Regions from separate parts of the Homo sapiens genome. Here region 2 is linked to region 1. Evidence: read pairs that join two places in POLR2A ChIA-PET (ENCODE). Cell type or tissue: MCF 10A. All regions are shown on one strand. Each heading gives the region's core, and the rest is flanking DNA. Links, peaks and the distances in the headings are about the cores only. Region 1 overlaps PITX1-AS1 (PITX1 antisense RNA 1). Region 2 overlaps PITX1-AS1 (PITX1 antisense RNA 1).

The links. ChIA-PET counts read pairs that join two places held together with the same protein. Peaks named below come from ENCODE experiments on the same cell type or tissue, not always from the same donor. Only the 100,000 strongest peaks of a DNase experiment are listed, where the experiment ranks them.
Region 2: POLR2A ChIA-PET joins it to region 1 with 5 read pairs; 5 of 35 experiments call an interaction of 5 or more read pairs at or near these places.

The regions. Positions count from the first base shown.
Region 1 is chr5:135,154,504-135,158,889 of GRCh38, forward strand. The region is part of intron 2 of PITX1-AS1 (PITX1 antisense RNA 1); the gene reads left to right. Among named protein-coding and RNA genes, the nearest start is that of LINC02900, 91 kb to the right of the region's middle. In MCF 10A, for the core only: no CTCF peak of the experiment used is centred there; DNase peaks (open chromatin) are centred at 2,328 and 2,798.
Region 2 is chr5:135,104,196-135,108,581 of GRCh38, forward strand. The region is part of intron 2 of PITX1-AS1 (PITX1 antisense RNA 1); the gene reads left to right. Among named protein-coding and RNA genes, the nearest start is that of EPIST, 66 kb to the left of the region's middle. In MCF 10A, for the core only: no CTCF peak of the experiment used is centred there; a DNase peak (open chromatin) is centred at 2,586.

The sequences.
Region 1 (4,386 bases), core at 285-4,284:
GAATCATGACCTGAGTTGCATAACCAGCAGGGTTGTATGTTCTGCTGCAGTGGAAAAGGACTGAATTTCTATCCGGGTGGGAAAGAAAGATAAAGCTCTGTCAACTGAGGCATCTTATGGTGGACCTACCACTGCTACTTCCACGTCATCTATACCAGCCCTGGGTACTCTTGACCACTTCACCTGTGTAGATCCTCATCTTGGCCTCATTGGTTGTTCTGTCCCAGGGAAGAAATGTTGACTTAAAAAATAGGCTGGCCTTCTGGGATATTCTTCACTGCAGCAGCCCCATATTCAAGGTATGATGAGGTGGGGGTGAGAAGATGTGCTCTCTGAAGGACTTTCTAGAAAGAAAAGTCAGTGGCTTCCATCAAACCAGGAGCTTCCCACATGGTCTCTATGTGGTTGGCTGTGGGAGCGTCCAGGGTACCTGTTCCCTTCAGTGGAAAAGCAAGCCAATTAGCTTCTTTGGGCCCTGGGCCTCTTTTAAGATTGTCCTGGGTCATGGGCCAAGGCTGTGGTCTGCGCAGCTCAGAGTTCTTCCCAAGCAATGCCTTGGTTCAACTGGTGGAGCTTTTTGGAAGGAGGAAACCGTGGACTTGACGGCATTTGGCAGGTAAACCGTAGGTGCTTGGATGATTTTTAGAATTGGTATTGGGACCACAAGGGCAACACGTGTCCATCGTATACTAATATGTGCCACAGCCTCATGATAGACACAGGGCCTGGAGCTCGAGCATTGAGGAGGGAGTCCAGGTGTGTCTCCTCTGTTATGCCAGGCAGCTGACTCCCACTGGCAGCATTTTCCCAGGGCAGAGACCCACACTGTGCCAGGTCCTGTCCTGCTGACAGGCTACAGTGTAGGGCTCATAGAGCCAGCCCCCAAGGTCATGAGGACAGGGGAGACAGTTTACCACATACCAGGCCAATGATCAAGGTATCAACTCATCACAACCAGATTTGGTTTTATCTTGCAGAAATTTCAAAATTGAGCAAGATTTCAAAATAGTTATTTCACAGAGGTTTCAAAATGGGAAGACCTAAAGCCCTATCCTGTCAGCCTATCCTGGCCTGAGCTAGGCCAGGGTGCTGTCTGGCTCCTAACTCCTGTCTTTTCTCCCCAACCTCTTGCTACAGCTCTGTAGGATTGGGCTCCAGGTACTAAATCCTGCCTGATCTTGGGAAGGGATCATAAGCCATGTGCATAACAGCATGTCCTGAGAAAGGGCCCAGGGCATCATCTTCTGCCATGTACAGCAATCTCTGTTGGTGGCTGGGGCACTGACCTCAGATCCAGGCTTGGGCACCAGTTCCCACTTGACTGAGTGGTCTTGGGGAAGTCCCTTCACCTGCAGGCGTTGGTCTTCCTACCTGGACAACAGTGGCGATGGTGGGTTGCACCAGAAAGTCTCAGCCAGTCTGTGGTTCCAGGCTCAGTATCCTCACACAGTGGTATGCTCGTCCCCATTTTCTAGCTTAAGCCATCACGCTTCCTAGATTGCACCTGGCTATGCTGGAACAAATCCAGCCCCACTGGGAAGCCTGCTTTCCTTGTCTACTCCAGCACACAGTGATTTTCCTTCCTTGTGATTTCCATTGACCCATTCACTGGACACACTTCCTACCTTGTGCTGTAATCTCTCTCTCTCTGTCTCTCTTCTCTCTCTTTGTAAGTATGTTTTCTCCATCAAGATTGGGAGCCCAAGTACTTCCCTCCTCCATGGCATGTGGACATACTTGGAATCCACAAACATGACAAATAACTCAGAATCATGGTGATCTAGGGAGTGAAGTATCCTGTGCATCATATATTTTTCCTTGGGTTCTAACAGCTTTCCTTGGGGCCTAGCATGAAGTGATTTTGGTGGTTCCTCATCATGCCTGCAATTGTGTGGTCTTTTCCGCCTGAGGGTTGCCACAGTGTAGCTGCCCTCTATCCTGAGGTGCCCAGGGACTAGTGAAGGACAGGAATCGGGACAGGGCCCCTTGGGTCCCACTGCACAGATTCCCATGTGCTCACTGCTCCCCAGCCCTTCCTGGAGGCAGGCGTGGGATGGGTCTGGAGGGAACAAGGACAGCTAAGTCATTGCCATGGATTTAACCGGCTGGCTGGGCCCATATATGCACAGATTGTGGGGATGTGGACTCCTCCTTCCCATGCTGGAAATGGGCCCCAGAAAGCTACCACCTGCCACTTCTGTTGGGCGGGCGGGAAGAAGCTTGCACCATAGATACTGTGAAGTCTGCAGGTTTCACTCGGTTGGGATTTGTCATCTGGCAAACAGTCAAGTATCTGCCATACCTGGCCGAGTCAGCTGCAGCCTTCATGGCCAATCCGCATGATGAAGTATCCAGTCAAGTTTTGGCAATTCCAAAGGTGTGGCAATCTTGGTTGCAAGGGGCCAGTGGGGAGCATTGCGACAGAGGCCCTTGTGCTGGACCTGCAGGACGCCCCAGGAAGAAGGTGGAGGGTGGAGGGCACCCTTGACAGTTGACATCTGTGTCAACAGCGCCCAGTGACACACCGGGGGAGGACGAGCCTGCACTTGGCAGGCCAACAATGAGCTGATTGATGCAATGAACTTTCCCCTCAAAGGCCCCACCACTGCCTGGGGAGCCTGGGCCAATGGTGGTCTGCCTGCTTCCCCTGTAGCGATCCGCTGGCAGCCTCAGAGCAGGGAATGGGGGTGGGTATTGGCTCCTGATGGGGTCAAGACTTGTCCAGGATCCTCTAGGAGCCTGCTGTGGAGTAAGGAGAAGGCTGGCAGCTCCTGGACATGCAGGAACAAAGGCCTGGGAGAAATGAGTGGTGTATGAGTGGGAGTGGCTGGGCCCTGGGTGGGTGATGTGTCTACGGTGCCTCCCACCTGGCATGAGGAGGGAGGAGCTTCATGAGCTGCTGGGGAGGCAGGTATGTTTGTCCTCCCATAAAATGTGGCCCAATTTATAGGGGTTGCAAATGTTCCCTAGAAACCTTACCCATACTGCACGTCTGGGCTCAGTTCAGCACTGGGGATGAAAACCTTGGCCCTTCTTCTTAGACCCTGTCCCTCCTTCTCCATGTATACATGCATGTGTGTGCGCACACACACGCTCTACCTTGCCAGCTGAGGTTGTATGATTCATGTTGCTGGGGAGCTCAGACTACTCAAGGCCATGGTGCTGGGAGACTCCATATCTGGGTACGGATATTTAGTCTAAGCAGGCCTCAGGTCATGGGACCCTCTAGTTGACTCTGCTAACAAAGACTTCTCCACCTACTTTTTTTTCTATGCTGTATCCCCAGATGAAGCAAGCCCAACAGACCTAGGTTACTCAACAGGGCCCTTAAAACAGGTCATTGCCTCTCTCAGGGTCTCAGTGTTACCACCTGCTCAATGGGGCAATAGTGTTGGCTCAGTATGGATCTTGGGATTGTGTGAGTTTCCAGAGAAAAAGGGGAGAAGGTCCTTTCAGAGCTGAGCAGAAGACTAGAATTCTCCAAAAATCCAAGTTTGTCTAGCCCAACTCCTATTTGAAACCTTTCAAGGCTCCTTCAATGGTAACATTCAATGATTATTTTCAGGAGAGAGGCCAAAATGCTTATCAGAATCCACCCTCTGCTTATCTCAGTTCTTCAATGCCACACTATTTCCCTGTCCCCTTGTTTTCTACATTCCATCCATGCTGGCCTCTTTCTTAATATCTGACATACAGAGGCCTCATGGTGGGATAGAACGCGGAGACTATTGGCTTCTTTGCTGGGAATGCCTTTCTTCCTACATCCCTCTCTTTTTCCTTTCCATCTGGTTAACTCCTGTTCATCTCTTGGTTCTTAGAGCAGTTGTCCCTGTAGATATTTTCTACCTTGTTTTTTATTTTTTTATACATCATAAACATAATTTTTTTAATAGACTCTGAGAAAATTCTGTTATCTGAAATGTAAATCTGTTTCAGTATTTTGATTCATGATGTCTTATTTCCTTGTGTGCCTGGTTATTTTTGACTATGTGCTGGTCATTAATGCTAAATTATTTTAGAAATAATTCATTCAGAGAGGATTTTATTTGCTTCCTCTGGGCTGTGGAGTGCTGTCTGTTAATTTAAACATGAGATTCATTTAACTCTCGGGTTATTTGAACAGGAGCTACAGGCTCACAAGAGGGCTAGTTTATTTGTAGTTCACCCTCATGCTGGGAGTAAACCCCTTTATGGGCTCATTTTACATAGGTGGAATTGACACTTTGACTTTTGTACCCCTCATTTTAGAAGGTCACCACCAACTTCTTCCAGATCAGAAAATGTCCTCAGGGCTAATGTGGCTTTGAAGGTTTGGCTTATTTTTTTATGTCCTCACGTTTTTATAAATTTTGGTGTGGTAATTCTTAGCCATGTTATAGCTTTTTG
Region 2 (4,386 bases), core at 168-4,167, 50 kb before region 1:
GTGACTGTCCTTTGGTAGGGAGGAGGACAGGCAGGCTCATCTTCTGGCTGATGCTATGGCAGTGCCTGTGTTAGCCACCTTAGCTATTTTTTTTTTTTTCGGAGACAGAGTCTCACTGTCACCCAGGCTAGAGTGCAGTGGCGCAATCTCGGCTCACTGCAACCTCCACTTTCCGGGTTCAAGAGATTCTCCTGCCTCAGCTTCCCGAGTAGCTGGGACTACAGGCACATGCCACTAGGCCTGGCTAATTTTTTTGTATTTTTAGTAGAGACGAAGTTTCACCGTGTTAGCCAGGATGGTCTCGATCTCCTGACCTCACGATCCGCCTGCCTCGGACTCCCAAAGTGCTGGGATTACAGGCATGAGCCACCGTGCCCGGCCCACCTTAGCTATTCTTGAGCCTTTCACAGATATGTTTTGTGGCTCGCTGGTCCTGGGAGATACTACGTGGGAAAAGGGTTCCATAGTCTAATATGTTTGGAAAATACTGTATCTTATCTACTGTCTTGGAGAATCCTCATGCACATTATTATATCAAAGGCTGTGAGAAGTCCTTCAGTAAAGAAACTGATTTAACTTTCTCTCATCTAGCTTCCTTCAAATATATTTGAATCTAAGCATGCCCCTCCTGTATGCCTGATGACCATCTACAGAACTATAGCAATCTGTAGAAAACATGTTGGGACACCAACAATGCCACTTCCTTTTTCACAGGGGACACTTTGTGTTTTGGCCACCTGCCCAAACAGTGCCTGGGAGGACTCTGGAAGACTTGTTCTTGGTTGAGTTGGAAAATTAGCCCCAGTCTCCTGTATTTGTGTTTGCTGCCCTTAAGTGAGGCCATAGCATAGAGTCAGGTAGGATGGGCAGGCACAATTCCCCACAGCGCTTTTCACACCACTACAGCCCAGTCTTGGTTCTTGGAACAGGAAAGGGACAAGGCATTTGAACTAGACACACATGGATGGTTGCATGAAGCCCCAGAATTCCTGGTCAGGGAGTTCTTACAGACCCTGGTCCTGGGCTTCATTGGTTGTTGGAATCCCCTCTGCAACATAGTATCTGTGGGTCCATGCCACAGGGGTCCACTGGCCTGAAGTTATGGCACTAGGAAGAAGGCATCTGAAGGCGGCCTCAGGCCAGAGCCTGCTGGGAGCAAAAGCCGAGCTCTCCCAGTCATGTTGAGCTGCTACTTTGAGTAGTCCTGCACATCAGTCTTCACCAGGTTCTCAACATTGACTGACTGCACATGAGAATCAGCTGGAGAGATAAAAAAATCCCGATGCTCAGACAGCACCCCAGACGTATTCAATCAGAATGGGGTGGGGATGGGAAGCTCAGGCATGAGTAGTTTGTCAAGCTTCCCAGGTGATTGTAATGCACAGCCATGGTGAGCAGATGCACCAGAGCCACGTTGGGAGAGTAGGTGTTGTAGGAAGTGGAGGTGAGCAGGAATTCATGGCTCTACCCTGGGCCCAAGCACAACTGCATCTATTTGCCCTTGAGAAGCAAACAAACCCATGGTCCTGCTTGGGCAACCCTTGGCAGGGTTGTGGCAAACCCCTTGGGTAAGGAAGTGGGAGCATCCTGCTGTGTTCAGATCAGAGATGAGGAGGATTGCCAACATTCTTGAGCATCTACTGTGTGCCAGGCACTGTGCCACACATGGCCTCATTTAACTCTCACATTCCCTCACGAGCTAAGATTTCCATTAGAGGTGTCGAAACTAAGGCACAGAGAGGTTATGGAATGTACCCAAAGTCACAGCGATATTCTTAAGTGATAGAGCAGTGAATTGAATCCGGGATGTCAGAGGTGAAGAGCTCTCCGTGTGGTACTGGTGAAGGGCTTGTTGTTCATTTGGGCGGAGTCATTTGTGGGAGGATATGGCTGGGGTCAGCAGAAGAGGTTTCTGTGTGTGTGTGTGTGTTCACTGAATTTCAGGGTTGGAAGTGTTTTTCTGTGGGCTGAGGGGAAGGAGATGGGACTAAGGAGAAACAGAATCAGTCGGGTATTGGAGCCAGCTCTCACATGCAGATTATGCATATTTCTTCCCATCTCTGAGTTCAGTGACATCTCGTTGGAAGCTTGAAACCAGCCAAGTGGGAGTATTTACACCACAGAAATTGGCAAACACTACAAATCAGGTGTTTATTTATTTTCTCAGAAAGTTGGCTGTTAAACATTTACCAGCACGCCACTGGAGGGAACCCAAATCCTAGGCCCAGCTCCTTTGGATTAAGGAAAGGGGGAGAAGATTGGGCCCAGAAAGAGAAAATTGAACAAGAAGCTGTTTGTACAATGGAGTAAATAGTTGCATCAAGGGAAATGAAACAAGAGAGGGGAATGAGCTTCTGTGACTTGGGGCAAGACAAGAGGAGCATGATTAGTGCTCAGTAAATGTTTATTTGTCTTAAAATTGGGATTATTGAAAAAACAGCAGATTTAGCCGCAGTAGAGACTGGGATAGAGATGAGGAAAAGGCAGGGGCCATTTGTTAAAGATCTGCAGACTGCCATGGAAGTTTTGCCACACCATGGCTAGGAGATGAGCTCAGAGAATCAAGTTGCAGCTTGCAGGTCTGTGGCCAGAAAGTGATGTGTAAGTCCATTTCCTGAGGCTGCCTCATGGAGGTGGGAGTGGACAGAGGCTCCAGCAGTGAGAGGGTTAAACCAGAATAACAAGGGGGTGATTTATCTCAGCCCCAACATTCCCTTGCTCATGGCTCTGACTGGCCCTGCTTATGCTCCCGGGTTGCAAATTTACCTATTTGTCAAGTCCCTCTCCACAGCCTGGCTCTCTCTGGCTGCTTGTGTGGTTTATTAAAGAGGCCTTTGCTACCTGTCATCTCAAACAGCCTCCTTTATCCAAAACAGAATAATAGAGATATCTCCCTCCAGGGACGCAGGATGCAAATGCCCGAGGACAGGTTGCCAATTTGCTGCGTGTATTAGGGGAAGGAAGCTGTCAAGGGAAACGGCCGGGATCCAGGCTCTTCTAACAAGCTCATTTCTGGGTTGAGGGGAGACCTGGGCTGCTCGAGTTTAGATTACGTGGGCACACGCCTCCGCTTTCCTATGGACAGCTGTCAGCAGCAATCGAAACAAAATTGGCTTTCTTCCTTTTCCCCTTCCCCCGCTCGTCCTCAGTAGCAAGGCCCTGCCAATAACTGTCAAGAAGCCATCCAGCTGCCGAGGTCGCCTTGCCCGCACCGCAGCACGCCCTGCTCTGCAGTGGGTTGGGCCCTGGTTTACAGTCTGTGGAAGTATGTCCTGGCTGGCGCAACCTTGTTTGCTGGGGGCCGAGGGGAGAGGGGTTGTTTCCTCCTCCCCTAGAGAGAGTTAATCAAAGAGGGAATTCTGTCCTGGTGGCACCTGGGAAAGATGTTCCTCCTGGCCCTCATCATAGGGGGATGCGAGGGCCTCCTTCCTGCCAGGAATCTTCCCACGACAGACTTTGGTTTGACTCTTATTCACCTTACAAAAGAGCACTGCCCTGGCTCTGGGGCCGGTGACCTGCCTCCAGGATGGCTGGGCAGCGAGAGGACTCAGGCACAGAGAGAAGGGTCTGGCATACCCACCAGACGATCGCTTTATCTCCTCTGCTCCTCACAGAAACCCTGTGCAGCCTGACCCCACTAATTTCAGAAAAGGAAGTTGCGAACCAGGGGCCTACTGGAAGCTGGTTAAGGGCCAGGCTCACAACTTGAACCCAGGACAGGACTGTTTCATTTCCTGCAGAAGATCAAGGCCTCTCTGGCCACCCTTGAGGGTCCTGCGGGGTCTCCTGACCGTAGGAAGGTGGTCTTGGTTGGGTATGCACGTGGGACCTTCTGGGTCCCTAAGAGCTCTCATGACCCACAGGTTCCCTGCTCCCCACCATGTCCTCCACTCCACTCCTGATGCTGCCTCAAGACTGAGGTCCCCAGGCAGGGCAGCGAGTGCCCAGAGGTGTTCCATGAATGTGGCAGGGGTTTGTCCTGGAGCTGGGCAGAGGTGACCTCAGAGCTTGGAGACACCTGCTGGGGCTCATGCTGCAGCTGGGGGGCCAGGGCTGGGCCAAGGAGGGCAGAGCCATGTGGGAGACTAGCTTAGCTCAGGGTCTTCCTTGATTGGGAGCCAGACAATGCTTTGGACTCTTTAAAATGAGCCTCAGAGTGGGGTTCAAGGCCCTGTGGGGCAGGCTGAGCATCTGTCTTTGTCAGGGAGGCCCCTCTGAGCCAGGAGCACCACAGGGTTGGCTGTTGCTTTTGAAGGTTTGATTTCTCTCCAGTCCTCTTACTGCACCTTGTTTTTGGCAGATGCTCAATGAATTCTTATTGCTAGACTGCCTTACTCCTTCCTCTTCCCTGGTGGTGTTCTCACCTGCTTGGGGCCTCTTTGAGCC